Regions from separate parts of the Mus musculus genome. Here region 2 is linked to region 1. A link is a loop called in an ENCODE intact Hi-C map of the cell type or tissue named here. Cell type or tissue: left cerebral cortex. All regions are shown on one strand. Each heading gives the region's core, and the rest is flanking DNA. Links, peaks and the distances in the headings are about the cores only.

Region 1 (15,554 bases), core at 5,099-13,098:
ATGGACACTCAGAAGAGGTAACATAAAGAAAAGTGTTTTATAGGGCACTGTTTTGGAGTCTCTGAGTCAAGGCATCAGTGTGGGTTAAGTTCTGGGAGGATCTCATGGAGACTGGCATCACAATAGGGGAAAGGTAAGCCTGAGAGAGAAATCACATGGCGAAGCAGCAAGCCAAAGCCAGGTAGAGAGCCTGGCTTGCTGTCTGTAACAACCATCTCTCAAGAACTCATTCAAGTTCCTACAGTAACTACTTTTAGTTCCCCTAAGGGTATTGTCTGCCCTGAGACCTACTCAATTTCTCCCTTGGCTTCACGAACAGGAAGGTCTCATCATCTTTCAAATACACAGTCTATTTAAGAACAAACAACATCCAAGAAAGCTACCTGTTCAAATGTGTAAAAAAATTACAGAAATAAATAAAAACAAAAACAAAACAAGAGGCGGGGTGGCGCCGCGTCGCTCGCCTTCACCAGCTGCCATGAGCGAGCGCCTCCGCCCCAGAAAAAGGAGAAGAAATGGCAGTGATGATGACAACCACCCTCCTCCCCAGACCAAAAGGAGCAGTAGGAACCCCATCTTCCAGGACTCCTGGGACACAGAGTCTTCAAGCAGCGACAGTAGTGGGAGCAGCAGCAGCAGCAGCATCAACAGCCCAGACAGGGCCAGTGGGCCAGAGAGCAGCCTGAGCCACACCATCCCCGGATCCTGCCCCAGCACCCCCACACACACGCCCCCCAGCCGATGCCTGAGCAGTCTGCACTATGCCAAGGCCCTTACTTCCACATCAACCAGACCCTGAAGGAGGCTCACTTTCATAGCCTACAGCACCGAGGCCAGCCGCCGACAAGATGCTCCTCCGGCAGTTTCTTGCCTTCTGTGAAGGGACAGCACTGTGCAGACTGGATATTTCAACTTAATGATTTGTTTTTAAAAGTTGCACACAGAAGAAAAAAAAATGCCTATCGGTTTTCCGTCTGTATTTGAGTGTGAGTGCCGGGTCAGCAGGTGCTACTTACTCAGGGTTTTGCTGCACTGTTGCGACTTCGGAGGGGCTTGGGAGCAGTTTTTTATAGGATTCTTTTAGAGGATTCTTTTAAGAGAGGGCATCAGATCTACGTCGTGGCAGTGTATGAGGAAGTCTCATCTGACCGATTTCCACATCTGTCAACTAGATGCTGTACTGTATGTAAAGAGCCTCTTAAAAATGCGGGATCTTAATTTTTTTAAATTCAATAAACTAGTAAAGAATATCTAGTTTCCACGGGGGGGGACGGACCTGTAAGTTTTCTCCCTAAATATAGGAAGCTTGACTCAGTGTTGCACTGAAGCTAACTGCCGTCCTACCTCTTAGTATGTAGATGTCTGTCTATGGGATGCTCTCCCTTGGAACAGAACAGCCGTCCACTCGGAAGACCAGGGACGTTAAGCACATTTCCAAGTTGCGGTCTTTATTTTACATTTGAATTTCCAGGGAGAATATCACTTCCATATCTTATTTTCTTCTAGTCTGTACCCCAGACGCTATAGAGAACATTGCGCAGTTCTCAAGTCAAGAAATAGCTAGTAAATGTTATGAACTCGTGTATTAACAGCTTAACTGCTAGCTCCTTGCGGTGCCCATAGGCAAGGCAGTGGTCAGTGCAGACCAAGTGCAGGCTGCCTGCTAACACCTACGGCACCCCAGCCCTGCCGGGGGCCCACATTCTGTCATGGAACTGGAAAGATTGGTGTGGTGTAGAAACGCGAGCAGAGGCACCTCTAGGAAAAACAATGCGCTAGTATTTATTTAGAGAGCCTGGGCATTGTTCCTATGCTACTTGGTCATACTAGTAGAGAGCCAGGCAAGCTTGAATAATGCCATGTAGATGAAGAGGAAGTGCCTTAAGCGTGCAGCAATAGCCTCCTGCCTGCCCCTTCACTGCACCCCACTCAGAGGCCACACAGCACAGGTGACAGCGCTGAGGAGCGGGGTGGCTCTAGTAAGAAGGGTCTGAGAGGGCCGCCTGGACCAGAGCAGGTTACTGTGTGATACAGCGACAGTCTGAAGGAGGCCCATGCCAGGAAGAGAGTGAACACGCAGTGCCTTCCATGGCCGCCTCTGAGGGCCACAGCATGGAAGGGCCAGCCCTGTGACGTGAGAACTATTGTCCTGAAGCCCAGAGTTCACAACGTAGGCTTCTTTTCCTTTCAGAACTGTTTTCTAGATTTTAAAAGCGGATGTTTGCTGAGGGGACTCAGGATTACTGAGTTTGTTGGCAAGGGATGTGGGAAAGGATACTTGGCTGGAATTGGAACAGTAAGGCAAACAGGGCTATGAGAAGAGAAGCTGTCAAGCACACATGTACACAACACAATCCAGAAATACCCAGGAGGGCTCCGGCAGGCTTAATGTGTGGTGTCCTACTGAAACAAAACATGTATTAATAAAACCGTGCTCGAGGAAGCACGTTTCTCCCCATCTCCCACCCAACTAAAGGCACAGGGGAGACCATCTGAAGACAAAGGTTCATCCCATGCTCTGATCAGTGTCAGTCAACAGTCATTCACCCTACAGAATACAAGAGGCCATCTTTATCGTGTGCTGTGCGGTCTCCACAGCCTGTGGTCTGGCTCTGGGTATATTTCTATTTTGAGGCTATTTGCTCGAGTCAACCGGCATCTTTCTATGAGCTCAAGCTAGTGAAACCGTGTACACTCTAATGTGCCACCATTAAAAGCAGCCTTAGTGCATTGCTGTAAAAACAAAACAAAACAAAAAACAAGAACAAAAATCTTATATTAGGAACCGTGTTTCCACCCCTCCGTGCCTAGCAATATTTTAGACTCCTACTTCCCTTAAGTCTCTGGGAACAAACAGACAAAAAAAAAAAAAAAGGTAAAATATAATCTTACCCCTTTTCATTTTATAATTTCATCATTAAGTGCATGAAGGGAAGAAAGAGACAGAAAAATAGAGAGATACAAGAGACACACAGAAAGAAAGAGAGAAAGGGAGAGAGGATAGGAAGGAGGGAGAGTCACACAGAGATGGGGGCGGGCCAGGAACACATGAATGTACAGAGGTGAGAAGATACTTCCAGGAGCTGATGATCTCCTTCGCCTGTGGGTCCCAGGGATTCGACTCCAATTGTCAAGCTTACACAGAAGATACTTTGAGCCACTGAGCCACCTCCCCCCTTCTCCCATTTAGACAAAAATAACCAAACCACATATAGTTTTTATTCCATCTTTTGTCTTTTATTTGCTAAAGTAATTTCAAAAGAGTCATAGATATGTTAGCCACTCTCGCAGACTTCAGTATGCCTCTACTTCAGAAAAGGGAATCATGCTGTATAATCATGAAACCACTACTACGCAAAACAAAGCTATTGATGCTCCTGTTTAATTCATGTACTAGACCACAATCACGTTCTTCTATCTCAAAAGTAATTTTTAATTGATTTGTTTTGATCCAGACTCAGACATGCAGCTGGCTGTTGTACCCCGACGTCTCTTAATAAATGGCAGTCTTTGCTTCCTTTCCTGGGCACCTGCTGGTTCTATAAAACCGTTCTCTGTGAACGGCTCTACATTCTGGTTTGTCTGCGTTCTTGTGGTATCTTTTACTTTAGTTCCTGTTTCCGTTATACTTCCTGAAAGTGGTGTTCAGCTCTGGAGGTTTGGTGAGCTTCAGGTGGATTTGGTTTTTATTTATTTATTTATTTATTTATTTATTTATTTATTTATTTATTTATTTTAATGCTCCACAGCTTGCTTTCTATTTGGTATTACAACACAACTACCCGATGGCTGCATCTCTAGAGATGACAAATGGTTCAGCTTTCAGCTTTCACTTTTAGCACTAGGTACTGAAAATCTTCATCTCCTGTAGTGTATTCTCATCCTTTGCCACACAGACACATGGATTCCACTGGATGAAAATCAACTGGGAGTGCTGGTTCATGCCTACGATCTCAGCACTCAGGAAGTTGAAGTAGAAAGACTGCCACGGGTTCAAGGCTACCTTGAACTACACTGTGAATCCTAAACCAGCATGAAGTACTGAGTGAGATCCTGCCTCAAACAGGGGCGAGGGGAAGGAGACATGGGGCTCACAACCATCTGTAATGGAATCTGACGCCCTCTTCTGGGGTGTCTGAAGACAGCTGCAGGGTACTCACATATATAAAATAAATAAATCTTAAGAAAAAGACACTTCTCAGGAGAAAATATATAAAAGACCAACAGATAAATGAAAGAAAAATATTCAGTGACATTAATGGGCATAATGCAAATCAAAATCACAAAAAGATAGCATCTACTTTAGCTATTTTATAACTGCTAAGTGAGTGCTTGCAAAAGCAGAAAGGAGACCTTTGCAAACTCTTGGTGGGAAAGTAAATTAGTATACAGAACAAAAAGTATTGAGGTTCCCCAACAACTACTGTATGATCCAGCCTTTTCACTATTAGCTATACACTAAAAGGAAATGATGTCAGAATGCCGAGAGTCATCTGCATACCCTTGTCATCTCAAAACTAAGAAATGAAAGCAAACTAAATATCTAAACAAAATGCAGGCAGAAAGACTCAACCTATATGTAGACAAGAACCACTCCATGGGCTGGGATCCCATACTGAACAAAAAGAAGAGCACACGGTGAACACCAGCATTCCCTTCTCTCTGCTTCCTGTGAATGGAATGAGCGATGGGCTGTACAGTCAAACTGAGCTAAAGCCATTGCACCAACAATGAAAATCACCACCCTGTCTTTTCAAGTAAGTATAGATGTTGGATTACAGATATAGCTAGGTTGATAAAGTGCATGCAAAGCGTGGATGAAGAAGTCTTGGGTTTTATCCCCAGTACCCAGTAAACCTGGTTACACAGCTCTCCTTTTGACTGCTGCGCACTGTAAGATGTTTCTCTGGTTAAGAGCAGCGTGGGTCTGTTGGCACCAGGACCTAGGCTAGGCCAATGGGAGCCATTCTGTTTTTTTGTTTGTTTGCTTGTTTTTTGTTTTTTTTTAAGCATTGTTGGTAGTTTAAGAGTTTAATAGGTTTGAAGTACTGGGTTTAAGATAAGAAAGGTGTTCAGGAAGAAAATGAAGGCACATCCCTGAACAAGGGTGTGGACTTCTGAAAAGAGTTGTCCTATTTAGATGTTTCTTTTTCATTTCAGCTACATATAACACCGCTCTGGACATTCTCATGCATAAATGCTGCTATTCATGAGTCTTTGAAATGTCTTTCCAAAAGTAGAGTTAATGGATCAGATGGCATAAATATCTGAAATCTTGTTAAATAATGACCGGAGAGTTTCCAAGAGTCTCACCGACAGCATATAGACTATTATTTTGCTGGATGGCATAGTGCCCACCTGTGGTTCAAACAGGGAGACTAAGGAAAGAACACAATTTGAGGACATGATGGGTTACAAAGCAATACCCTGTCTCAAGAAAAAAAAAATCGTTTTGAGGCATGGTATTGCCAGGATTGGTTTTTCTGTTTGTGGTTTTGGTTTTTTATGTTTTTTCTCAAACTGGTAAGGATGTGGAAACATGGCATGTGGTTTTAACCTATATATTCCTAGTTACTACAAGAAACTGTTGTTTATACAGCATTTGATTTTAAATTTCGGGGAAATACTTGTTCAAGTCCTATACGCAGTCTGCCGAGTTTGTGTTTCATATTAATACAAATAATTTATATATTTTGGATGTTAGTCCTCTACTGATTTCATCTGTTGCAAATATTTTCCCCCACACTATAGCATTTCACTGTTTTACTGTATCAGACCCCCTGGAATTGAGAGTTGCCAGCCACCATATTGGGAACTGAACCAGGTCTCTTTAGAAAAGCAACAAGTGTTGCTACCTGCTGAGACATCTCTCCAGCTCCTGAACACAATGTAATTTTATCGTAATGGAATAAACCAATCTTTTTTATGAATAGTAATTTTGTATTTTATTTTAGCATTTCATCTCTTATTTAGAGGTTTAAAAGGTATTTGCCTATATAAAAATTTGGCTGATAAGAGGAGCAAAGACGGTGGACTGAATATCCTAAAGCCAGCTGGCTTCTTGGTCCAGCTGGGCTGACAGGCCCCAGCCTCCATGTGAAAGTCTGAGGACAATTTCTAGGAGTAAGTTCTCCTTCCGTACTTGGGTCCCAAATATTGACTTCAGGTAGTCGGGCTTAGTTGGAAGCTCCTCCACATGGTGAGTCTTCCCTCCTAGCTGTGATTCCACTTTTTTTTTTTTCCTTTGATGTTTTGAGACAGGGTTTCTCTGTGTAGTCCTGGCTGTCCTGGCACTCACTTTGTAAACCAGGCTGGCCTCGAACTCAGAAATCCGCCTGCCTCTGCCTCCTGAGTGCTGGGATTAAAGGTGTGCGCCACCGCGCCCGGCTGATTCCACTTCTTTTAATAAAAGCACAAACAAGTTTTGCTTCAGTAAAAAGTGATAGCTATTTTGTGGTGAAGTCTTTAATTCGCCTGGAGCTGAGTTTTGCAGGCTTTATTTTAACTCCACCTACTGAAAATTCCAGCATTTTCCCTTTGTAATGTCATCTCTGATGTTTCAAAATTATATACATCCATTTCCTGGCTTTCAGTAGTGTTCCTATTGTCTATCTGCCTATTTTTCTGCCTATTTTCTGCAACATTTTGCTTTAGTTACAGTAGCATGATAAATACTGATAATCATGCAGCGGAAATCCTTTCCTTTATTCTCTTTCAAGGGCAGTATGGCTCTCTGGGTCCTTTTAACAAAACCTATGAACTGTAGAACCAGTTTATCAAGTTTTAGAATATGGTAGAAAACTAATAACTTGCATTGGAGCTACAAATGAATTCAGGATAAATTTGGCCTCTTTACAATCTACAAACACATTTTGTTTCTATTTCTTTTTAGGCTTTTAAAAATATTGTGTTAATAAAATGTATTCTGTATAATATTCAATTGTTTCTAGATTTTTTTTTCTAGGCCTTCTATATTATTGAAGCTATTTTACATAGTATCAAGTTTACATTTTTTTTATTTTGGTTGGTGCAACAACTCGTAGCTGTTTACTAATCCATTATCTTTAGATTATATGAAATTATTTATGCTGAGGGTTATTTTCTGTTCAGCGGTGATCTCTTAGTTTCTTCCTTTTCAATATTTTATTTTTTGTGCTTTGCTGGTTAGTGAATCTAGTACATACTTGAAGCTTTGATAGCAGGCATCCTTGGTTGATTTTTTTTTTTTAAGAGCTGCTGTTTATTTTAAGGAAATTCCCTTCTATTCTTGCTAAAGAGTTGTTTTTCTTTTTTATGAATGGATCCTAATTCTCACAAATTTTACACCTATTGAGAAAGTGATTTTTATTCCTAAACCCATTATGTAGCATATTATTTTACTATTCCACATTCTTGAAGTAAGTGCAAATTGGCCATAAAAAACCTTTTTTAAAAAATTATTACTGGTTTCAGTTTAATATTTTGCTTATACTAACTTTATAAGACTTAGGAAATGTTTTGCTTGTCTATTCATTGACAGAGTTGCAAAAGATTACTTTTTACTCTTTGCGTATGTGCACAAGCCTGTGTGGGGTGGGCACCGTTTATCAGGCTTACTTGCCACAGAAGCTATCTGAACTTCAAACGTTCTTAGTGAGAGCTCCACTTCCACTTCTCGTTGTTTTCTTTTTTGTTTTTATTATTTTACTTATTTACATCCCAAATGTTGTCCCCACCTCCAGGTCCCCGATTGCAATATCCTTGGAGTTTCTTATCAGTGCTGATAATTTCCTAAGAATCTGCCCACTTTCCCCAAATCTTCAAAGGCATTAGAAGGTTGTCCATGTTTTGTTACTTACTGCCTCTACCTTTTCTTTTGTCCCCTATTCCCAAAAGGAGTAATGCCTTAAGGCCCCAAGCTCAAGCACCACCTAGCCTCTGGGGCACCCACAAAACAACTCAGATCAGATATTTCTGAGCATATGACTAGTTAGCCTGGAACCTGAATATACTGTTTGGGGCTGAATGGGTTTCAGAAGGAGTTAGGGTGGGTGTTGTCTTTCACTGACAGAATTACTCTGGGGTGACTACTGTAACTGCCTGGGTTAAAGAAAATGAGCATCCATGGATACTAATAAACCAAATCAAAGCTACCCAGCTAATAGTAGAGCCCAAATTCTAAGACTCAAGGTTGCTTTATTTGTTGAAGGTAGTTTCTGTTGTGTTGTCCTTTGCTTTTTAATGTCTTTCAAGGTAGCCCACTTTAGCCTTGAGAGCTCCCCGATTACATGCTTCAGAATGCTGAGACTCCAGGTGTTAGGCACCATTTCCAGTTGCATTATGGGTGTGTTTTAACAGCCATCCCTGATTCAACAGGTACCAACCAGGTAAGTGAAGCCTAATTCAGTTCTGAAAGAGGTGGAGTGAGCAGTTCATAAGCAGTGCCTCTGGGTTTCATTTCAGTCCTCTGTGCAACTGGCTATATTACCACACACTTAAGCAAGACTGCCACTTATTGACAGCAGCATCACATTACAATATGAAGCCAGTTTTTAAAATTGTAATGCTCAATGTCAATGGTTTGCTAAAGTTAAAACTCAGTGGAGTATACTTGCATAGAAACATCACACGGAGCCCCATAATTGTTCCCAGTTACTTCCAAATGAAAAGTAAAACCAGAAGCTGAGTGTGGTGACACCTGCCTAGAACTCCAACACTGCAGCTAAGGTAGCAGGATTTGGATTGAGGCCAGATTGGTCTATATAGTTTCATGCCAGCCAGGGCTACAAATGCCAAAAATAAGTAAAACTTTTAACAAGTGGTAAGAATATTAGCTGTTATCTCTTTCAATCCTTAAAACAATTCTACGGAGATTTTGCTGTTTTTATTTCTGTAGTGTATTCACTGTAACTCTCAAGAGTCCATTCTTTCCTTCAACCATGAATTCTAAGCTAGCACCCTTACCTACTGCCCCTCCATTAGTATCTCAGTGATGTTTCAGGATTTAAACCATGTAGGCCATCAGCCAAATCTACTCCGTGATCTGATTTTCAACTCCCAAGAGTGTAGAAATTTACATTTAGGTGGCCCAAAAACTCAAAATATCTCACAAAATTCCTGGATAATTGAGTTTCAATTTTCAGCGTCCATATTTTATTCCAATTGTTCATATATGAGAGTTGGATTAGAGCAGTGCTTTCATTTACCTATTGTCTATGACTGCTGTCAAGCCATAGATGAGTATTATGAAAGAGAAATTGTATACCTTTCAATGCCTATTAAATGGCTGTACAGTAAGTTTACCACCAGATGAAGATGACAAGGAACCAAAAAAGGGAGAAGGGGGCAAAACAAGAAAAATCTTTGCCGATTTCTTATCCCACATAGACTCTTGCCCAACCAAACCATAAATGTGAAGTTTTAATTCTTATGAGTCTTAGTTAGGAACATTACCTACTAAGAAGGGTTTTTAGGTAGAATTACAAGCACCATCTTAAGATATGGAAGTCTTAACCAACAAACCCTGCCTCCTGAGTATGTTTAAAGAGAAGTCATTCTTCCAATCAACAAATGTATCCTCTTGAGTCTAGTGTCATGAGGTATTTACTAGGGTGGATTTCAAGATTAGAAAACTGGAGTAGCTCTAGTTATGATTTCCAGTATGACAGACTAGAGGATAGAGAATGAAGTTCAGTACTTTGGCTATGAAACTGAATACCTACTTTCTAACTTGATTCTGCCACTTATTAGTTGGTTAAGTCAACTTCTCTGAACCTCTACTTCCTCATCTGTAATGACTAAAGACGGATTGAGTTGTGGGTAGCTTTGTGATTAGAACTGTGCTACCAACATATACATGTGTTTGAAAAGGATATAAACTGGACAAGGTGTTCTGATTAGATTACTTTGGAAGCAAGACTCTTCTGAGGGTGGTATGATGGCTAAGAGACTAGGATAGTCTTAGCAAACACAAACCAGAAAAGAAGCTATGTTGAGACTGAATAGCTACTCAATAGAGTTATCTTTTGGGGGAAGCCTGTATCCATCTGTGAAGGTGAAGTATGTACATTTCTCATAGAATTGGATCATAACCACATCATTACCTGACTGGGGCAAAAAAAGAGTCCCTAACAAATATTCTATGGAGAATAAGGAGGAGAAAAGCTGTGATACTGAGTTTGCTGGAACAGTAATCAGAAAAATAAACTTTCTATATTATTTTGGAATAAATCTAAACATTTTATAATTTCACATGTACACTTGATGCCCTTTATTAGTCTCGAAGCAAATAACTTTTTTTCCAAGAATGACAATTCGTTATTACTTCAAGTTTTTATTCCAACTCCAAAAAATAGGACTATCTCAAACAATAGCAAACATTCAGCTTTTTTATGGCAATTACTCAAATATACTTGCTGGCCTATGTTTAGTGTTAAATTACCACCTACAGCATTTCAATTGAAAAAAAGTCTCTTAGTATCTTTAGTTATACCTCTTAAGACTGTCTGAGAGGAAATAAACTAATATATGATGCTACTTACTAAAAGGAAAAAAAGGAATATTCTTCATGGCCTTTCATTCATTTCATCAATTAGCACACATAAGGCAGCATCTTTTTCTATAATCTGGTCCCTTCTGTGACCTGAACTTTCTCTTTGTTGTTCATTCTGTCCAGGACAATTGCTGTTATCATCAGTATCCATCGGCTCAGCTTTAACTCTCATCCCTGCTTCTGAATGGGGCAAATCATCGGGCAAAGAAGCCAAGCAATTCTGAATCATTTCAATGACTCGTTCCAGATGTTTCTGAAACCTCTCAGCTGTTTCAAGGCGCTGGCGTTTCTGGACCTCCATCATGACTCTCAAAGTCTCTCTTGCTTGGTGGGGTCGATATTCATTTATAAGATGATGTACATGTACAAAAAGTAGCTTAAGATCTTCTAGCTTTTCTTCTCGTTTTATACTCCCAGGACTTCTTATTAAGATGTCTAAAAGGTCTAAGAAATTAATCAGTATAGACATATTGAGTTTTCTCAGCTCTTTCTTATGATCAAATTGCATAGGATGAAGCCGTTCAATGCCCTGACTTTCTAAAGGGCGAATGATAAGATCATCACATTGGAACTGGTTGCCAAACATCATGTAGCTGTCTTTAATTGGAGGAGGAGGCTTGGGAGCCAAGCCTTCCTGAATATTTTCATCTGTATATTCCTTGATGTACTGCATTGGAGGCGGTGGAAGTGCACTCACTTGCTGTGGTTCACCCATTGTAGACAATCAAGAACCTAAAGAAACAGAGCACGATTCAGAACAGAATCATGAACACCACCTTCCTCCTGCTGCCCCCAATTAGTGACTTCAGAATATGTTCTTCCTTTTTCTGACAGTACACAGTCCAAGACAAGATGATCTTAGATTTTAAAATTAACATTTACAGCAGTGAATAGCTATCAATTATGTTCTAATTAAATATTATGTTAACATCCATGTATTTTCCTTTATTTCCTCAGGGTTTTCAACAGTAGTTAATAAAACAAAAGCTACATCTTTTTCCTCTATAGAGAATGTCTGAGGGAAATGGAAGCTGGGACAGCCCACATTAGCTCTCTATCTACTGGGGCTTGCGGGAAAAATCTTCAGATATAGGCCACATTTCAGTGGAAGACAGGCACCCACAATACCAGTAATGACAAAAACAAAACAATCCTTCCAGAGCACGGAAGACTTGTCAATTTCTCAAAAACAGACCGGGCAAAGTATACTGGGGGGGGGGGGGGGAGAAGAGCAGGGCAGGGTGTGAGGGAGGGAGAGGGTCTTGTGACATTTGTTACTGTGTCATGAAACTTCACTGATGAGAGAAAAAAGTACCAACCTAAGACCAGAGCAGCCTGATCAACACAACTACGATGTTCAGAAGTTCACTGTGGGTTCAGACCATATTATCTTCAAGTTTCCTGATAGGAAATACACCTTGAAAATTGAGAACGTGTTGACCACCCAAGACAACAGGTGTGCTAACTCACCCGATAGGGACAGATGATCCTGGCAAAGAGAAAATAAAGCAAAGCTTTATGAAGATCTGACGGTGGGGGGGAGAACAAAAAACAAAAAAACTTCCTTGTTAGGCTAATGGGATAGAGCAAGGAAGGTACAGAAAGTTGCACACCAAAGACTCTGCCTTCCAAAAGGTTTGCCCTTTGTCTACTTTGTGATAGCACCACAATTATGATTCTAACATTCAAGTGTAAAGACAGGTTCTGTAACTCACAGTGGACAATGGCAAGGTCATTTTTACTGCAGAATCACCGTTTAAACTACTTAGTCACTGACTCCCAGGTACCATGACTTCTTCACAATACTGCTCTGGTCCTACGGCCTGCTGTGTCCTGACTCTTAACTGTATTCACCCACGACTGCAGGTTTTTATCAGATAGTTTGTTTAACTGAATCAGACTTAAAAATGCTGAATTGTTATGTTTATTGCAGTGAAGATAACAGAAGTGAGAGCCTTGTTGCCCTAATATCTCTAACTATACACCCAAGTCGAGATATGCAAACTTTGTCTATGAAGGAAATTCTGAGAACACAAAACAGTATCACTTAGAAACCCTACTATTTTTTTGATCTCTTCAAGTCTTTCTCACCTGTTAAAGAGCACTCTTGCTGCCTGCCAGACTTCACGTGATGGTGAAGTAAGATCTGCTCTGCTTGTTTAGAAAAGGATGCTAGCACTAAGGACTCACATATTCTAGGTAATCTGACAAATGTAAAGCATACAAAGTGGAAAAACAAGCAGCAGAGTCCACCACAGGTTTGGCAGAGGACTTTATTTACTGTTATTTTTAAACATTTTTTTAAAAAGACCTAAACTGGGCATGATGGTTCCCGCTGTAGTCATGATGGGTCATGCTGTAGTCCCTGTGACTGAGAAGCTCGATAGCTCTAAGTTCAAGGCCAGTTTGGACTACACAGTGAGGCTGGGCCAGCCGGTGCTAAAGATCCATCTTTAAAAACTAAGTAAATATTTTTAAAATATATAAAAGTGGGAGTAAGATATGGTAGTGGTCTGTGAGGTATTAGAGGAGTGTGGAAGCGGGTATGATCAAAACACATGTGTGTTTGTGTGTGTGTGTATAAAATTCTCAAAGAACAAACATATTCTGAGAACTAAGGAAAAAGGGTCTGTATTTAGGGTGCTTTTATATGGTACATGATATACTATTTTTTCATGTCTGACTCCTTTTGGTAGGCATATGTTGGAACCTACTCTGGAAAAGAACATTTATATGCAAATGTCATATGCCTTATTTATTATTCTTTCCCATAATCAAACTACATATGGTATCTATTAATCTCATGTCGTTCACTTTCCTTTTTACTGTACAGTGGTCTCCAAACCCAAACACTTAAAACTCTCTTTACATCTTGACAAAAATCACCATTGTTGCTGGGCAGTGGTGGCGCACGCCTTTAATCCCAGCACTTGGGAGGCAGAGGCAGGTGAATTTCTGAGTTCGAGGCCAGCCTGGTCTACAGAGTGAGTTCCAGGACAGCCAAGGCTACGCAGAGAAATTCTGTCTCAAAAAAACAAACAAACAAACAACTATAACAAAACACCGTTGTTAAATTTCATATTTCAAATATTTTCCAAGGTTTCTGAAGGAAGCCACATCTTACAGTATAGTAGAGTTAGTATAGTACAGTTTTCTTAACACATTAGCAATTTTTACATCTTTTCTACATAAATTTAAAACCTAAATCCCAACATATATGGTCAAAATAACCTTTGCTTTTTCCAATTTAAGTACATTATACAATGAGAAGATTCTTGAGTGCTTTCTCACACTGATGTACACTGCCAATACCTTAAATCTGAGGGAAGCAACTCCAAATTCTTCAGATTGTCTAACTGTTAGAGCTAATTCAGGGTGTATATACCTAGAACACGAAAGTCTACTTGTAGCCACTTCAAGTCAACACCTGGCCTAAATTTCATCCCCCGAAGGCTTTTGAAGTTGGGGATCTGCGCTTCCCTTAGCCACACCCACACTAAACCCGCAGTTTCCCGAAGGTTTTTAGTAAGTGACAGATCCGCATCCTCACTCCAATCATCAGGACGGTACGACTACTCCCAATTTGACTATAGAGACAAGAAGCCAATTCCCAACGTGCAGAAGGGGGTGAATTGTACAACGGGAATCCGCATTAGTTTTTTCGGGCGCAAGTGCAAACCCCCGTAACTTGGGCATCCCGCGTTAGAGCGGGCCACCTTACAGAAACCGCCCATTACCGGTTCAAACTGAACTTTTCAAAGCCGCTGGAGGTCGTGACTCGCTAACACTAACAAGATCCAGTGTCTCGTGGGTGCTTTTTTTTTTGGGAGGGGGGGGGTCCGCAAGCTCAGACACTTGGCTCACTTTGTCCCCGTGACTGGGTCCCCGCGGAAAGTCTGGTACAGGATGAATCCGGCTCCGACCCAGGCTCTCGCTCCCCTCCCCCAGCCCCCGCGCTCCCAGGCGGCTACTGTCACTTTACCAATGGCGACAGGGCAGGCTAAGACCACGACATTATAAAAGCCCGTGGCGTGGGGACGAGAACTCGGACCTCCCAACCTCCCGTCTGGCTTGTCGTCCGGAGAGAGCGGTACTCGGTGTACCTTCGGCCGGCCGCCTGCCTCAGGCCCCGGGGAGGCTTCGCGGAGGAACCGGGAGGAAGGCTAGCCCGGGCGTCCCAGGCTGTCCCGCGCCGGACTTCGGCGCTCCACGCCGGGAGAGACGCAACCGCGGGGGCGGAGAGACAGACTTAGGCTGCGGTCGCCAACCGCCGCCGCCCGCTCACCTCAGCTCTTTCTTGCTTTTCCGGTAGTGACTTTTCCTCAGCGCAGCGGAAGCACAAGTTCCGGTTGCCTTCTCAGGAAGAAGCCTCTGACGCGGGCCTCTCATTGGCTACCAAGGCTGTCCTATAGCAGGTCCTACTCCCGCCCTAAAGATGTTGCACATGCGCACTTTCGCATCTCCTGCTTCTCTCGGGAAAGATCCGCTGTCTGGTTTCTTGGTCAGGTCAGGAGAATACTTCTTCGTACTTTTTGTTAGTAGAAGAAAGTACTCTCTAGTAATTCCATTCCTTGCAGCCCCCACTTTTATACGAGACTTTTAAAATTAAATACTTGCCTTATGTAAAAGTCAGAAAATACAGATAAGCAATATATTTAAAAATTATACTAATGTAATCATCAAAAATGTTTTTTAAAAGCAAGATTGTACTCTATGATATATTCATATATATGGAGATATTTGTGAACATGATTAAGAATAACATCCTAAACCTTCATTTTCCCCCTTCCATTCACTTTTATTTTCATTTAGGAATTCAAAGATGTCTATAACAATCCTTCCACAAATTGACAAGTGAAAAAAACTTAATATAATTTTTTAAAATGGAGGGAGTGGGTAATTTCACTGTGTAGCCCAGGCTGGCTTCAGATGTCTCTTCCCAGCCTCTGGAAAGCCAGAGGTATAGAAATGAGCCATCAGGACTAGCAAGAAATATTTCCATTTTGGCCTTTCCCTGAGGGAG
Region 2 (15,554 bases), core at 5,124-13,123, 220 kb before region 1:
GGGGAAGAACAGGCATGGGGGTGTGCAGGGATACATGCATGGAGACCAGAGGAGGGTAGTGAACCTCCTTCCCTATCACTCTGTCCTTTGAGGCAGAGTCTCCATTGGACCTGCAGTTCACATTGAGTGCTCTGCCTGGCAGCCAGAAAGCCCTAGTGATCCTGCCTCCATTTCCCTCAGAGCTGCAGAAGACTTTCTACCTGTTATGGAGGGCCTTGCTTCTGACCTCTGCTTCTCCTATTTGTAGGAGTATGCTTAACTGCTGACTCACCTCTTCAGCCCCAAAGTTTATTTCTTTAGTCACTTAATTTAATAGAAAATATTGGAGAAAACACAACATAGAAAAAAAGAGAAGTTGGGTTAGGTTGCACATACCAATTATCTCAAAACTTGATAAGCCAAGGCATGAGGACTGATTGTAAAAGTTGTTGTTTTAATTTTTGGGTTTTTGCTTTTGTTTTTGTTTTTTGTTTTTTGTTTTTTTTCTAAACGTGTTGCATGTAACACCCTTCTGCCTTCACGGGAGCTTTTTTGGTGCTCCTGGCTGGGCTCCAAGATCAGCCGCCCCAGTCTCAGCTCCACTGATGGCCAATTTTTTTTCCCTCGGAGCTGTGATTGATTCCCACCCCTCATGGCTTAGCTTCACCAAACCACCAGCCTTTCCTGAGAATTCTGGGAGCTATTGTTCACACCCCACTGGCTAACTGCTCTGGCTGCCTGCTCTCTCCTTCTGCCCACCCTAGTGCCTCAGATGGAAAACACTAGTTTTATTATTTTAAAACTAGCCAGATAACTCAAAGGCTGGGCAAAGAATTTCCTGTCCTAATTTAATCAACTAACTCCCTCCATCTTCCTTGGCCCCCCCACTCATGGCGGAAGCTACAAATTCTAGGGGCCCCAAGACCTACATGTCTGCAGCTTCTTCCTTGCTCCAGGTTTTAACCTGGTCCAAAAACCTTTTCTCCTGCATCCCTTTTCTTCCTCCTGGAAAATGGAAGTCCCACCCTTTTCCTTTTACCCAGCAATTGGCTTCTGCCTCCCTTATTGACACAATCCAGAACCAATTAGGGAATCAACACCTCCCCCTACATCTCACCTTTTCTGAAAACAAAAACAAAAAACTCTTCTCCCAGATATAAGTTGAACAAAATCATAACAATTAAGTAAATGTAAAAAACTGTCCTTCTCGGGACAATATTGTCTGTAGATGACATGTGTAATTTCTGCCCAGTGGCTGCCTTGTCACAATAAGCAACTCCAACTCGAGGTAATGACGCTCAATATCTTCTTTGAACAGTGGAGCAGGTACTGTCAGAAGCAGATGTGTCTCATAGTCAAATGATTTTTAATAATGAAGTGGCCTTAGCTATTGTATTTTGTGGCCTTGAAGACTTTATATAAGATGTTCTGCACTGTTAAACCTTAACCAATCTCAACTATTTCTAATTAAAACATCTCAAAAACATCCTTTTTTAATTAGCTCAGAACCTTGTTTTGTTATCTGACCCTTAACTCATTACTTAATCATCATACCATTTTGTAATAGCACCTATTAGTAGGACTGGGTTCAAGACTCATATTCTTAGATGAGTTGCAAAGGTATAATGCCTATCTAAGAGTAACAATATTAATTTCAAAATTTGTATTTTCTCCTGCATCCCTTTCCTTCCTCCTGGGAACCATAAGTCCCACCTTTTCCCCTTCGACAGCAATTGGCTTCTGCCTTCTTTATTGATGCAGTCGTGAACCAGTTAGGGAATCGACACCTCTCCCTACATAAATGACATTTCTTTGTGTAGTTTCTTGGTTGTCCTCAAACTAGCTCTAGACCAGGCTGGTCTCAAACACAGAGAGATCTGTCTGCCTTTGCATTCAGGCTACTGGAATTAAAGGCATGGAGGACTATATGCTTTAGGCTAGCTAAGACTTCTAGAAACATAAATGAAGCCAGGTGGGGTGGCTTACTTACACCTATAAGTCCAACACTCAGTTGGTTGAGACAGGTGGATCTCTGTGAGTTTGAGGCCTACCTGTTCTATATAGGGAGTTACAAGATAGCTGGGGCAACCTAGAGAGATCCTGACCAAACCAAGTGAATGAATGAATGGATGGATGAATAATAAATAAATAATAAATAAATAAAGATAGATAGATAGATAGATAGATAGATAGATAGATAGATAGATAGATAGATAGATAAGCAAGCAAGAAACTCAGGAAGCCAAACTAAGCACTACCTAACACATTCAGGGGCTTCCTCAGTTGTATCACACTGACTCTTGAGTGTCTTGACCTTGCACTGTCTCCCTACATATGTGACAGTCCCAGGTAGAGTGAAGCTGGATTGCTCTTTTCCTTATTCTCACCACAGGTGTTCCTTATGTGGCCAACTAGACACCTTCATTTTGGGTCTACATATCAGTAGTAGAGAAGGCCACTGTGTACAAATCACAAAGCTCCATTATGTCACACATCATTGACAATTAAAGTTAGTCCCTTTTAAAATCTGATTTGCTTTTTCCATGAGTTCTATGAAGCTCAAATATCAGTCCACTGCGAGTACCCTGACTAACAGGGGTAGTGAATGACCTCCACGAGAACCACCTCCTGTAGCTGCAATGGGCCAGCAGTCCTCTTCCCAAATTGATTTTCTTCAGTTCAGTGTCTGATGTTTTTGTGCATGCAACGTATGTGAATATGTGTCATACAAGTGGACTTTGAGATTATGTAACACACACCAGCCCCTGTGAAAAGGCACTATGTAGCTGGCTTGGCGTGGTGGCACACGCCTTTGATCCCAGCACTCGTGAGGCAGAGGCAGGCGGATTTCTGAGTTTGAGGCCGGCCTGGTCTACAGAGTGAGTTCCAGGACTGCCAGGGCTACACAGAGAAACCCTGTCTCGAAAAACCAGAAAAGAAAGAAAAGGCGCTGTGTTGTGCTAGCACCTACTAGAACGACTAGGTTCAAGCCTCACACTCTTAGATGAGTTGCAAAGGTATAATTCCTATCTTAGAGTAACAGTATTAATTTCAAATTTTGTTATCATTATATAGATTTATATCAACATTTTTTTTCCTGCACCCCTGACCTTTCTCTTGGGACCCAGAAGTCCCACCATTTTCCCTCTATTCTACTCTTAATGTTAAGAGGATGTAGATTCTATGCAGGTTTCAAAACCTTTGCTTTAAAATAGAACTTCACACTAATTGTATGCATAGTGCCTTGGCTGAGGGCGGAGGCGATGTGTAATGGCACCTGTGGGGGTTGGAGAACAACATTGTGGAGTTGGTTCTTTCCTTGTACCCTCCCACGGTTCCAGGGTTATCACTCAGGTCACCGGGCCCTCCTAACCCTCTCTAAAGCATCGCAATCCAAAGTAAATACAGGACTTTTCATTTTAAATCCAGTTTCAAATGCACATCCTAATTGGGTACCTGCTTTGATGCTAGTTATGTCTTCATACAACTTTCCTTCTATTACGTAAGTAATGTAGAAGATTTGAATATGAGCTGCTCTTTAAAAACAAAAAATAATTCTTAGTCTGATGATAATCACATTTCTATGACTTAATACTGAGGGCCTGTGTGGAACTATTCACTGTTGCAGTTTTTGTGCATGGAGCTTCTGGAGTCCTGAGTATGTATCACAAATGTTCCACTCAGACTCTAAAGATGGCCTCTTATTCTTTCAACATCTCTCTTTTTCTCTCTCTCTCTGCAGCTTCGTTGCCTTCCCTATCTCTAAGATTGGAGCTTCCCCCAAAAAAGTGGTCGAACGGACCAGATGTGAAGACCAGGTCTACATTATTGAAGACACTCCTTACCCCGAAGAAGAGTCCTAGTGGCCCTCTGAGGCACCTTCTGCCTGAGATTAAAGAGACTGTCAGTGATATCACAGCGTCCAGAGCAATTTTCTGTGTTGGTTCTTCCAGCTGTAGTGGAGAGGGTAACCCTCTACTGTGTACACTCAACTCAAGTTTAACATCATCCTAATTCTTGTATCAGCACCGCCTCAGTGTCTCCATTCACTGCAGCGATTTTCTCAAATGTGAACATTTCAGAGGGTTGATTTTTTTTCTGAGTCAACACAATTACTGATAATACAGAAATAGTCTTGGTTATTTAAACCATTAAGAGAGAAATAATATTTAAAAGTTTAAAAAAATGTGTGGGTGGGAGGGAAGTTCTGAATTCAGAAGAATTTCATAATCATGTTTTATCTATTTTATCATACTTTGAAATGTCACTTCCCCCATCTTGCCCAAAGGGCTTCAATAATGAGAGCATGGAGGTTTTAAGGAAATCTAATGTCGCTTTTAGAGGTGGCAAATTTCTCATACTTCTGGAAATAAGATCATTTATTATGCCGTTGGTCTTAGGATAAGGGTGGGTGTTCATTATTAGGAGAGGTTATCATGGTGACTATGGACCAGGCACACATCAGGGGAAGAAAATAATGGATCAAGGGATTCAGTTCATTGGTGCTATTTCTACTCCACTTCTGTCTTGGTGCTTACTGTTCCTAAACTTACCCACTGAGCTCTGAATTAGGTGCTAGGAGGAGATAGTGAAGAAATGAAAGGGGAAGGAAAGGCAAGAGAGAAGGGCACAGGCTCTCTGCTGAGAGAAGCCTTATGGCAGGTGTGACAGTATTTGGGACTATCTACTTTTCATAATGAAGCAATTTGTCACAATCAATAAAATATTTGGTTTTGCTAAGAACTAACAAAAGTTGTTGCAGTTTGGTTGTTGAAAAGAGCAGATTGGCTAGAGTTTGTTAATGTCTATATCAGTCTGCATGATTCTTGACACCGGATCAGAGACATTCAACCCATAGCCAAGGAGAGCAGGGTGCTGGATCTTAGTACAGACTCCCAGTGCTGTACTATGGAGTTCTAGGAAATGAATGTGTGTCTGCTTCGGGTTTGTTTGGCTGTTTGGTTGATTGGTTGGGTGGTTGATTGGTGAGTAGGTTTTGGTTTGGTTTGGTTTGGTTTGGATTGGTTTTTAATATTTGCTTGTTTGTTTGTTTTTGTTTTTGAAAAGTCAGATAGTGAGTGGAAAGTTGCATTCTGTCTGGGTTTGCCAATGGAGCCTCCTTCATCTGCTGTAAAAATAATTATGCTTAAAGTACATTGTTTTATTTTTCTTAAATATGCAGCGATTATACATCAAAGAATGTTTTTAGCCATGACAGCCCTGATTTGTAGCTTCCCTAGAAATACTATGGATGGTGAAAGTACAGGAGTTATAGTCTACAGCTTGATTTTAAAAGAGGTTTTAAGAAGCTAAACCTATTGCATCTTAAGACCAGCCTCCATCTTAAAGAAAAAAAGCCTAGGAAAATGACCTACAGCTGAACTCATGCTACACCCAAGTGCCAGGAAGGACCCCATGTCCTTGGCCCATAACCCAGAGTTACTCCCTAGCTACTTCCTAGCAACAGTCAATCAAAGATTAGTCTGACTGTTTCAGATGTACTTTCCGACCATTTGTGATTGCCATGGTCTTGCTTCAGAGCATGCACCTGAGAGCTGACAGTACTCATTCTGTTAGATGCTCGTCAGACTAGACACCCCTCACTTGCTCCTATTCTACTGTAAAACTCTTTCCAAATGAGGGTTCAGAGTTGCTTCACCAAACCGTCCTATGCTTAGCAGTAAGGCCAAACTCCAGTGTAAAATAAAGAGACCCTAAGGGGATCGTATTGTTATTTGGCTCCTTGGTGGTCTTTTGAGGTTCATAAATGCTTCCAAGCACAATATTAGAAGTTAAACTTTTTCACATGTGTCTTATTCATTCTTCTTAATTTATCTTTGTGATTAGCTGGAGGGGAGTGTTGAAGTTGGGAAAATATCAAGGTCTCATCAAGTCCTATAGTTTGTCACTTTGGCCCTTCAGCTGAGTCATCTGGAGAGCTGAAAACTGTCCATGAGCCCACTAATTGCAGTCTCTGGTGTCCTAAGTGTTCAACTTCTCTGGATGATTTATGTGGTGGCTCAGACTAAAACCCACTGGCCTAAGGAGACTCAGAGGACAGAGGAGAGAATGCCTTCTTGATGTCTGAATAAATCCTCTGGAAGAACATAAAATGCACAAATTGGAATAGCACAATACCAACAATGGGCGAGGGCAGGTGTACAACCAAGTCGTGGTCAGGGCGTGAGGTCAGTGAGAGCAGGTCTGGCCCAGGTCTGGCCTCCAGGGAGGTAGTGTTGGGAACAGGAAGTCTGAGTGCTCCCATGCATCTGTGAGGCTCCCCAGGAAGCTGGTGCACAGCTGCTAGCTGACTCTGTCCCTGGGCCTTCAAAGAACTCAAAGATTCATCAAAAAAAAAAAAAAAGTAAAAGACAAAATCCCCACTGTGCTGTGGAGAGATGCTGGAAGGTGACCCCTATTCTGCACTGTATAACACAGATATGGGATGCCTGTCTTTACTAGTTTTGCACATGCAGGAGCCTAAAAATACTTCGATGACAATTCAGTCATAATTTTAGCATATTTTGTTTTTTAAGAATAGTTTTATGCTCATAGCAAAACTAAGTGGGAGGTACAGAGATTTCTTTTTCACAAAACCACCTTCCCCAACCTACACAAGCATACACACGTGCTGACTGAAACAGAGAATGAGATAGAGCAAGAGAGAGAGAGAAGGGGGGCTGGGAGAGGGGGAGGAGGGGAAGAGGGAGAGGCCTTGCCAGCATCAGCAATCCCCATCACTGTGGCACTGATGAACCAATCCTGGCACAATTGGCCACTGAACTGAAGTTCATAGTCTCTTTCTCTTGCTTCTGTGCATCCTGAGATAATACATTTGACAAATGTATTATGACATATACTCACTAATATTGCTTCATAGATAATAGTGTGACAGACCAGAAAATAGCTCCCAAAGTGCCACATTCCCAGGCTTTACAATGAACAATAGATCCCTCCAGAATCTGTTTCACCCATTGGCATAGCCTCAGAGGCACCAAACTCTAGTCTCATTGATAATTGATGACATATGTCCTGACTCTGAGGGTACTTGTGTCATCCAGTTATCCCTCCCTTTCCTAAATCTCAACTATAATTTGTTTCTTTGTGGTTCTTGTTTGATTTTTTTATTTTATTTATTTATTTATTTATTTATTTATTTATTTTTCTTTTTTGGTTTTTTGAGACAGGGTTTCTCTGTGTAGCCCTGGCTTTCCTGGAACTCACTTTGTAGACCAGGCTGGCCTTGAACTCAGAAATCTACCTGCCTCTGCCTCCCGAATGCTGGGATTAAAGGCGTGTGCCATCATGCCCGGCTTTTGTTTGATTTTTTTAAAAATTTTACTTATATGTATGTGTGCCTGCCCAGGGAGACCAAAAATTAGTGTTCAATTCCCTGGAACCAGAAATACAGACAGCTATGAATCACCTCACATGAGTACTGGGAATAGAACTAGTGTCTTCTGTAAGAATAGCAATGGCCCTAACAGCTGAGTCATCTCAACAGCTGGGGTTTTACTTTTTTGAGATAGATTATTCCTGTACAGTAGATGAGCCTCTTATTTGAGGTCCTTCTGCCTCAGTACCTTGAGTGCAGAGATAATGTGTGCATGACCATGGCCAGCACAGCTCCAGAATTTATAGATAAGTACCATTTATTTCATTGGAGTCATTTAGTTGGAGTATACTAAACCTTATTGATTCATTGCTATAGGAGACAGTTTGGAAGTTTCCAACTCTGGAAACTAAACTATCTGGTGTGAATATTCATGTGCAGAGACATTGTGCATATATCAGATGAGTTTTCAACTGATTTAGGTATCCAGAGTGTAGGGACTTCCAGGTGAGAAGGGAGATTAGAGACTGCCTCTCTGTGAGCCTGGAAAGAAGTTGATTAGAATAAGAAAATACAGGCTGCTTCTCAAGGAAGGAATACAGAGCTTCAGAGATGCAGCAGGGAATGAAAGGGTCCCTGAAAGGGGGAAGAGAGGGGCACTTGATGCAGAGAAGTGAGCAGAAGCCTGGGTCTCATCCCTGCAGTTTCCCAGGAAGCAGAGGGGGAAGAAACAGTTTCCAAAGGTGAGCAGGAGCAGAGATGGGCAGTCCTACCACAGGACAGGCCCACAGCCCTCACAAGCCCTGAACCCAGCTGTGGGTTTGATTGAGCTGAATCCTCTGGCTGATGAGTCATCAGGAGGGAAGAATCCCATTTTCCTACTTGTAACTCAAAGGCCTCACACAGAAGCCATTTTGAAACAAGGCCTCAGTATAGTCTTTCAGTCTTCACTGAGGAAAGGCCCAGAGATACAGCTTTGGGAAGGATGCAGACCAGGCACTAGGTGGAACAGACAGCAGGAGGCTGGGTTCAGACTGAGCACACAGAGGGAGAGAGTCTAGCCTTGCCTTCAGAGTCAGGACAGACCTCAACAACTATCAGTAAGACTGGAGGTTGTACCTCTGTGCCTGAGCCAGTAGGTGGAGCCAAATCTGGAGATATCATTGCTCATTGTTGTAAAGCCTGGGAATTTGGAACTCAGAGGTTATGCGTGATAACCATACTGAGTGGCTCTCTAACATAGACTCCAGCTTTTCAATATAGAAAATTCATTCTGAGGAGATGGGAGTTTGGGAAATTGGGAGAGAAGATGGCTGAAAGCAATGGTGTTCACAGCAAAGAGAAGCAGAACTAGAGATTCAGTGGTGGTGACAGGTCTGGAAGTGTGGCAGGGGGACAAAGGAGTATGTCCCTGCAGAGCAGAGTGGGCTCCTGGGATGCCAGGAGGCTCAGGCCACCACTGTGCCATCTTTCCCCTAGCAATATCTGTGGCCACTGCTCTACCCACTGACCCTGCCAGCAGCATGCAGCCACTGCTGTTGCTGCTGCCCCTCAAGCTGCTCACCCTGCTGGGGAGGGGAAACCTTCCATCCAGGAGCTGCCTATGTGCCACAAACACGTTTTAGCCTGAGATATCAGTTGGACAGTGGCCATGAAGAACAAGATTGTATGTAGCAGCCTGGAGCTTGTGTAGGTCCTGCCCCTGGAAACCACAGGATCACCCTGACTCTGAGCAACAAGACATCTGAGACGAAGAATGCTTGATTTCTGGGTTAAGTCTCCTAGAAAGACCTCCGAGATCCATGCTACACCGCGTTGATGTCCATCACCTCCTGAAACCACAAAGTCCTGATCTGTGCTGCCTCTGCTGCTATGTGCAGGGAAACTAATTTTGCAGTGGGATAGATGACTGCAGACTGGTAACTGAGAATGGGAGACAGGGAATGTTTCTGACAACCTTCCCCACCCCCAACAAGATACAGGCCAGATGTGAAGCTACTGAAAAAAGGCCTTAAACATTGTAACAGAGATGCTGAAGTGTAGGTACTAAGCACTGATGGCTTCCGGGGGTACAGGAGGATTTTAGGTTCTTTAGGGATGGCCACTGAGGGGAGTTTGACCATGCTCCAATCTCCAATGACTATGCGGCAACACAAATTGGACTTTGTGTTCTCCCCCTCCCCTTCCCTTCTTTTCCCTTCCCTCTGCTTTCTCTTGGCCCTCCTACTTCTGTGCATTTGTTCATCAAATCTGTAGTTGGGTCCTCTTTCTTCATCTTTGGTAGTCATCTCCTAGTTTTTCATTTACTGCCATCCCTTTCTTGACATAATCTCCTTCTTCTTTGGGGACCCTACCCCATATCTATTAGATCCAGAGCTCTGCAGAGATTCAGGTCTAGGTGTGAACTACTGGTTGGAATTTTCTTGTTGTTTTGTTTTTTTTTTCCATCTGGATTTTTCACAGGCAGCTGCAGCCTTCTGTTCAGATGTGAACTTAGCATCTTTTAGTCATAAACTCCAGAACTTCTTCTAGCTAATGGATTCTATGAAACTCAGACAGTTGATTGACTGTCACTGCTTTTGAATTCCATATTATGGTCGATTATTGCAGGAGAGACAAGGCAGGGACTTAGAAGTGGCTGATAATGTCATATCCACAGTCAAATGAAAAAAGAAATGAATGGACCCATGCTACCTGCTACTTTGCTCTCAGCCAGCTCCCTCCACATTCATATGGCCCCCTGTTCTGGAAATCATGCAGTCCACAGTGGCCAGGGTCAAGTAACAAGGAAAAATATCTCAATGGATACACTTCTGGCCAAGGCCAGTCAGTTCTAGTCAATGCTCTCAATTGTGACTTCCTCATGTGATTCTGGGTTGTATAGGGTATAGAAGCACAGGTGGGAGTTTGGAACTGAGATAGAAGGAATGACCATCCATACTGCCCACTCGGGGGTAATCCATCCCATTAACAACCACCAAACCCAGACACTATTGCATATGCCAGAAAGATTTTGCTGACAGGACCCTGATATAGCTGTCTCTTGTGAGGCTATGCCAGTGCCTGGCAAATACAGAAGTGGATGCTCCCAGTCATCTATGGGATGGAACACAGGGCCCCCCAATGGAGGAGCTAGAGAAAGTACCCAAGGAGCTGAAGGGGTCTGCAACCCTATTGGTGGAACAATAATATAAACTAACCAGTACCCCCGGAGCTCGTGTCTCTAGCTGCATATGTAGCAGAGGATGGCCGAGTCAGCCATCAATGGGAGGAGAGGCCCTTGGTCTTGTGAAGGTTATATGCCCCAGTATAGGGGAATGCCAGAGCCAGGAAGCAGGAGTGGGTGGGTTGGGGAGCTGGGCAGTGGGAGGGTATAGGGGACTTTCAGGATAGCATTTGAAATGTAAATGAAGAAAATATCTAATAAAAAAATTGATTTTGAAAACAAAACAAAACAAAAAGCACAGGTGGAGATTGCTACCAGGCTGTTATCACAGAGCCTCATCTCACCATGTTCAGGATAGTAAATTTAGCTTTCCCATGAACCAAATGACCATTTTGAGTTGCATTGTCACTTAACACTTCCTTTTGTCTCACTTGTCACTTCCAAGGGTGGCATATAAATGCAAAGTTGTAGGAAGAGCCCCCTGCTCCCTGACTTCATGCATGAGTACAGAATCAGCTCCTTGCTGTCTCAGCCTTCACAGAAAGGTGTTTGAAATGTCCCCTGCTCCTGTGACTCCAGGCATGAGTTAAGGACCGCCTCCCTGCCCCTGCCTTTATTTGTAAGTCTAAGAATCAGCTCCTTGCCCCTCTTCCTTAATGCATGAACGTAAAATCATCTCAGCGTCTTGCTGTCTTTGTGCAAGAGTATGAGATAATCTCTATGCTCTTGTGTCTTTATGCATGGGTGTGGATCAGCTCTCTGCCTGGCCTTGAAGGCAGCAGGGAATAAAGATAAAGTGAAGCAAGTTCCAATTAGCAGCTTATCTAACGATCTCTGTCTTGCTTCTGTACTGGCTGTGATGCCTGCTGATACCAGAAAATGGGTGTGTTGACAGTCATGTCTCCCATTGCTTTATATGCCTCTTGGCCCTGATCACATGGCACTTGTTGGGAGGGAGGAGTGGTGATGAGACCTGCTTCCCCTGGACTTGTTTTCTTTGAGGGTAGAAGCTAACATAACCACTATGCCCCTCGGGGATAGGTGATGTAAATTAGTGGTCACTAATCTCCCTGTCTGGTGCTTTATGATGTTTTAAAACTGTTGCCAATTTCATACCAATGATAATTGTAATATAAATTTGAATATAAATGGTTCCCATAGGCTTATATATATGAATGCTTAGTCCCCAGTTGCTGGAACTGTTTGGGAAGTATTAGGAGGTGTGACATTGTTGGAAGTGGTGTGTCACTGGGGTTGGCTTTGAGATTTCAAAAACCCATGCCATATCTTTTTCTTGCCCTTGCTTATGGATTAGATATAAGCATTCAGCTACTGTTCAGGAGTCGTGCCTGCATGTCTGCTGCCAGGATCCCCAACATGCTGCTCATTGATTCACCCTCTGAAACTATAAGCTCCAATAAAATCTTTGTTCAGTAAGTTGCTATGATCACCATGTCACTTCAGAGCAATAGAAAAGTAACCAAGACAGGAACTCTCTCTGCTGCTACTGGGTAGAGAATGTATAGTCAAGAGACTATAGAATTAGTCTTCATCGAGAGACTAATTCTACCATGTGTTTCTCATGGGCATCGGATACACTCACTGCTCCTACAGCATAGGACGGGGTAAGGTCAAACTGTTACCTGTTCTAAGTTCTGTAGCTGTAATGGACGCTCTGCTTAAGCTATAGAGCTCCTACAAAAGAAACAATGCAAAGAAGGGCTGGGGCTGGAGCACAAAGATAAAGCACATGTCTTCCATATACCATGGCCCAGGTTCAAACTGACGTTGAGCTAAAAAGGAATAATGGGAAAGAAATGACAAGCTTAAAAACAATATTGTAAGGAACTATTGAGTGCTCTTTCTCTATTTCTCCCTCTTTTCTATAGGTCCTTTGGATTCTTTTACAGGACATGGAGTGCTGGGTCACACTAAGTTTCAAACTAACTGAAGTGCTTGCAACTGAACACTTGCTTTTAGGGTACTGACCTGAAAATATTTATGATAACGGCCCTTTATAAAACAGGAGCTAGGTAGGCAGTGATATGGCTAGTTAGTAAAAGCACTTGTTGCCAAGCCAGTTCAATCCTGGGGAATCCACATGGAAGAAGAGAACTAACTCTCACAAGCTATCCTATCTGATGTGTTAAAATAGCATCTCTCACCTGAACACAGCACACTGGGCCCAAAAAGTTCAACGTGTGAAAGGTTTATTGGGAGAGAGAGATGGAAAGAGAGAGGATGGTGGTGGCAGAAAGAGAAGGGGAAACAGAGAGAGAGGGAGGGGTGTTCCCCTTATTTATATGGAAAATGACTTAACACAGGTAAAGGTGGGAGGTGAGCCAAGTGGATTCTGGAAATATGGTGCCTGTTGTCTTGGCAACAGGTCTGCAGGTCATACTGTCACCTATGTGATGTCATAGGTTTGGGAGGTCCTGATGCCAACACTATTTACTCTACACATAGGCCATTGTAACGTTGCTCGCTTGCTCTCTCTCTCAGTCTCTCTCTCTCTCTCTCTCTCTCTCTCTCTCTCTCTCACACACACACACACACACACACACACACACACACACACACACACAAAAATAAGTATAATTCAAGAATTTAAAGGAAGATGTCCTATACTTTCCCTAATTTCCTGCTGCAAATGATAGATGCACATGAGTTTTTCCATCTTTCCAGGAGGGAAAAAAAAAAAAAGATCTACATTCCAAATTACATTGCAGCCCTGACAGAGAAGAGTTCTCAGGGTTTATTTTCTCTGTGAGCAGAGTTATTGAAGGAAGCTGCTCATTAGGAAATGTCAGCTGACACGTTGCATGCACCTGCCAGAGTGTCACTGCTCCGTTCCAGGCAAAGCTTTCCCGTTATTCAAGTCTTGGATTCCTGTGCACACTAAGACCACAAGTAATGGTGGGACTCAGAGCACTTCTGCTGCTGTTGATTTGTGAGCCACAGGTTGAACTTGCCCAATCCAAAACACCTCATTCTGCAGCACTCTAAGCACACACTTGATAATTCACCTGGAAAAATTCATCAACATGAAATTTTCATGCACAGAAATATCGAGTTAATAAATTTCCATTAAGCTATGTATGTAACATGTATGCATATGAATGCTACACCAATTCATATTTAGGCTTGAGTCTCATGCATAAGATATTAGCTATATAGAAACATTCTAAAGTTTTCAGAAACATCTAACTCTGAAACTCCTTGTACAAAGGATTTCTGCATAAGGGGTATTTGTCCTGTTTCTCTTAGACTGGAAGAGAAGACGGTGTCCACTCTCTATCCAAATGTGCAAGGCTTTGTGTTGGGCCTTCATGGGATCTCTCATATGTCAGTGGAGCTAGTTAGCTTTCAGTTATGATTCAGCACCTTGTGGTGGGTCCTGTCAGGACTGACTAAAATGAGCATGCTGGGTCTAGAAATTGCTGATGAAGTCACTTACCACTGAGACAAGACAATCCGCCCAGCCCCCCCCCCATATCCTCCCAATCTCACAAGATGCTTAGATGTCACACAGATCCTACTTTTCAGAGCTGTAACACCTGTTTCTCTATGTACAAAAACCCTTGCTTGAGAGCTGCAAAATACAGTCAGATTCAAACTGCTTCTGTGTTTGTTTCTGTATGTCACAGCTGAATCCTTACCCACCTGCCTGGAGAACCCACATCCCGGGTACCTGGGCCCCATACCCAGCTGGTATGGTCCATGGCAGCTGGTGCTTCAACGTGGGGCTCAAAGCAGGTAAGCTTTATCTCTCCTTTTTTTTTTCCCCCAAATATTTTGTCAGGTAAGGATAGGACCTCGTCAGAGTGCTGCAGACTCCTCCATAGAGACACATCGAGTTAAGATGATGAGAAGGTAAGAGTCATGGAGCGCCGGGTGTGGTGGCGCACGCCTTTAGTCCCAGCACTCGGGAGGCAGAGGCAGGCGGATTTCTGAGCTTGAGGCCAGCCTGGTCTACAAAGTGAGTTCCAGGACAGCCAGAGCTATACAGAGAAACCCTGTCTCGAAAAAAACAAAAAAACAAAAAATAAATAAATAAATAAATAAAAATAAATAAATAAAACAAAACAAACAAACAAAAAAAGAATCATGGAGCACTCATAGTCCAAAACAGAGGCGTGTTCCTGGCAATATTGAGTCATATGTTAGAAAGCAGAGGTGTTAAAACCTCAAAGAAGAGTTTGGCAGCATTTTATGACTTTGTGTTGAGTGTCAGTCCATGGTTCCCAGAGGAAAGAAGCCTGTCTTTAGAAGACTTTATTGCATACACTAGCAAGATTATGCTGAAAGGACCCTGATATAGCTGTCTCTTGTCAGAGTATGCCTGGGCCTAGCAAACATAGAAGTGGATGCTCACAGTCGGCTATTGGATGGATCACATGGCCCCCAATGAAGGAGCTAGAGAAAGTACCAAAGAAGCTAAAGGGATCTGCAACCCTATAGGTGGAACAACATTATGAACTAACCAGTACCCCGGAGCTCTTGACTCTAGCTGCATATGTATCAAAAGATGGCCTAGTTGGCCATCACTGGAAAGAGAGGCCCACTGGACACGCAAACTTTATATGCCCCAGTACAGGGGAACGCCAGGGCCATAAAAGGGGAGTGGGTGGGTAGGGGAGAGGGGGTGGGTGGCTATGGGGGACTTTTGGTATAGCATTGCAAATGTAAATGAGCGAAATACCTAATAAAAAATGGAAAAAAAAATAAATAAAAAAAAAAAGAAGACTTTATTGCTAGATTAGAAGAAGCACTAGGCAAGATGCTTCCTCCCTCTGTGGGCTCGGACATGTTATTAAAACAACTTCCATGGGAAAATGCCAATAGTCTCTACCAGGAACTAATTAGACCAATCAGAAAAAAAAAAAAAAAAAAAAAACAGGGACTGTGCAAGACTCCATCAAAGCTTGTATAGATGCCTCGCCAGCAGTGGTCCAGGGTATGGCCTATGCTGCAGCAATGCAAGGGCAACATTCTAGCGCCTATGTTCAGAACTTAAAAGGAGGCAAAACCCCAAAGGTTTTGTGCTTTTCTTGTGGCCAATTAGGTCATATGAAC

The links. Hi-C counts contacts between places; a loop is a spot of excess contacts. Peaks named below come from ENCODE experiments on the same cell type or tissue, not always from the same donor. Only the 100,000 strongest peaks of a DNase experiment are listed, where the experiment ranks them.
Region 2: it touches region 1 in a loop (3-fold over the local background); 3 of 42 quality-filtered maps call a loop at or near these places.

The regions. Positions count from the first base shown.
Region 1 is chr11:46,436,272-46,451,825 of GRCm38, reverse strand. Med7 (mediator complex subunit 7) reads right to left here and starts at 14,865. Exons shown (of 3, transcript NM_025426.3): 1 at 14,635-14,865; 2 at 11,851-12,020; 3 at 9,105-11,263. The coding sequence starts at 11,246. The coding sequence ends at 10,545. It also overlaps the pseudogene Gm12168. In left cerebral cortex, for the core only: a CTCF peak has its summit at 8,497; a DNase peak (open chromatin) is centred at 8,546.
Region 2 is chr11:46,659,186-46,674,739 of GRCm38, reverse strand. Timd2 (T cell immunoglobulin and mucin domain containing 2) reads left to right here. Exons shown (of 9, transcript NM_001161355.1): 9 at 3,722-5,780. The coding sequence ends at 3,842. Among named protein-coding and RNA genes, the nearest start is that of Timd2, 32 kb to the left of the region's middle. In left cerebral cortex, for the core only: a CTCF peak has its summit at 8,452 (motif pointing right); DNase peaks (open chromatin) are centred at 6,434, 7,465 and 8,441.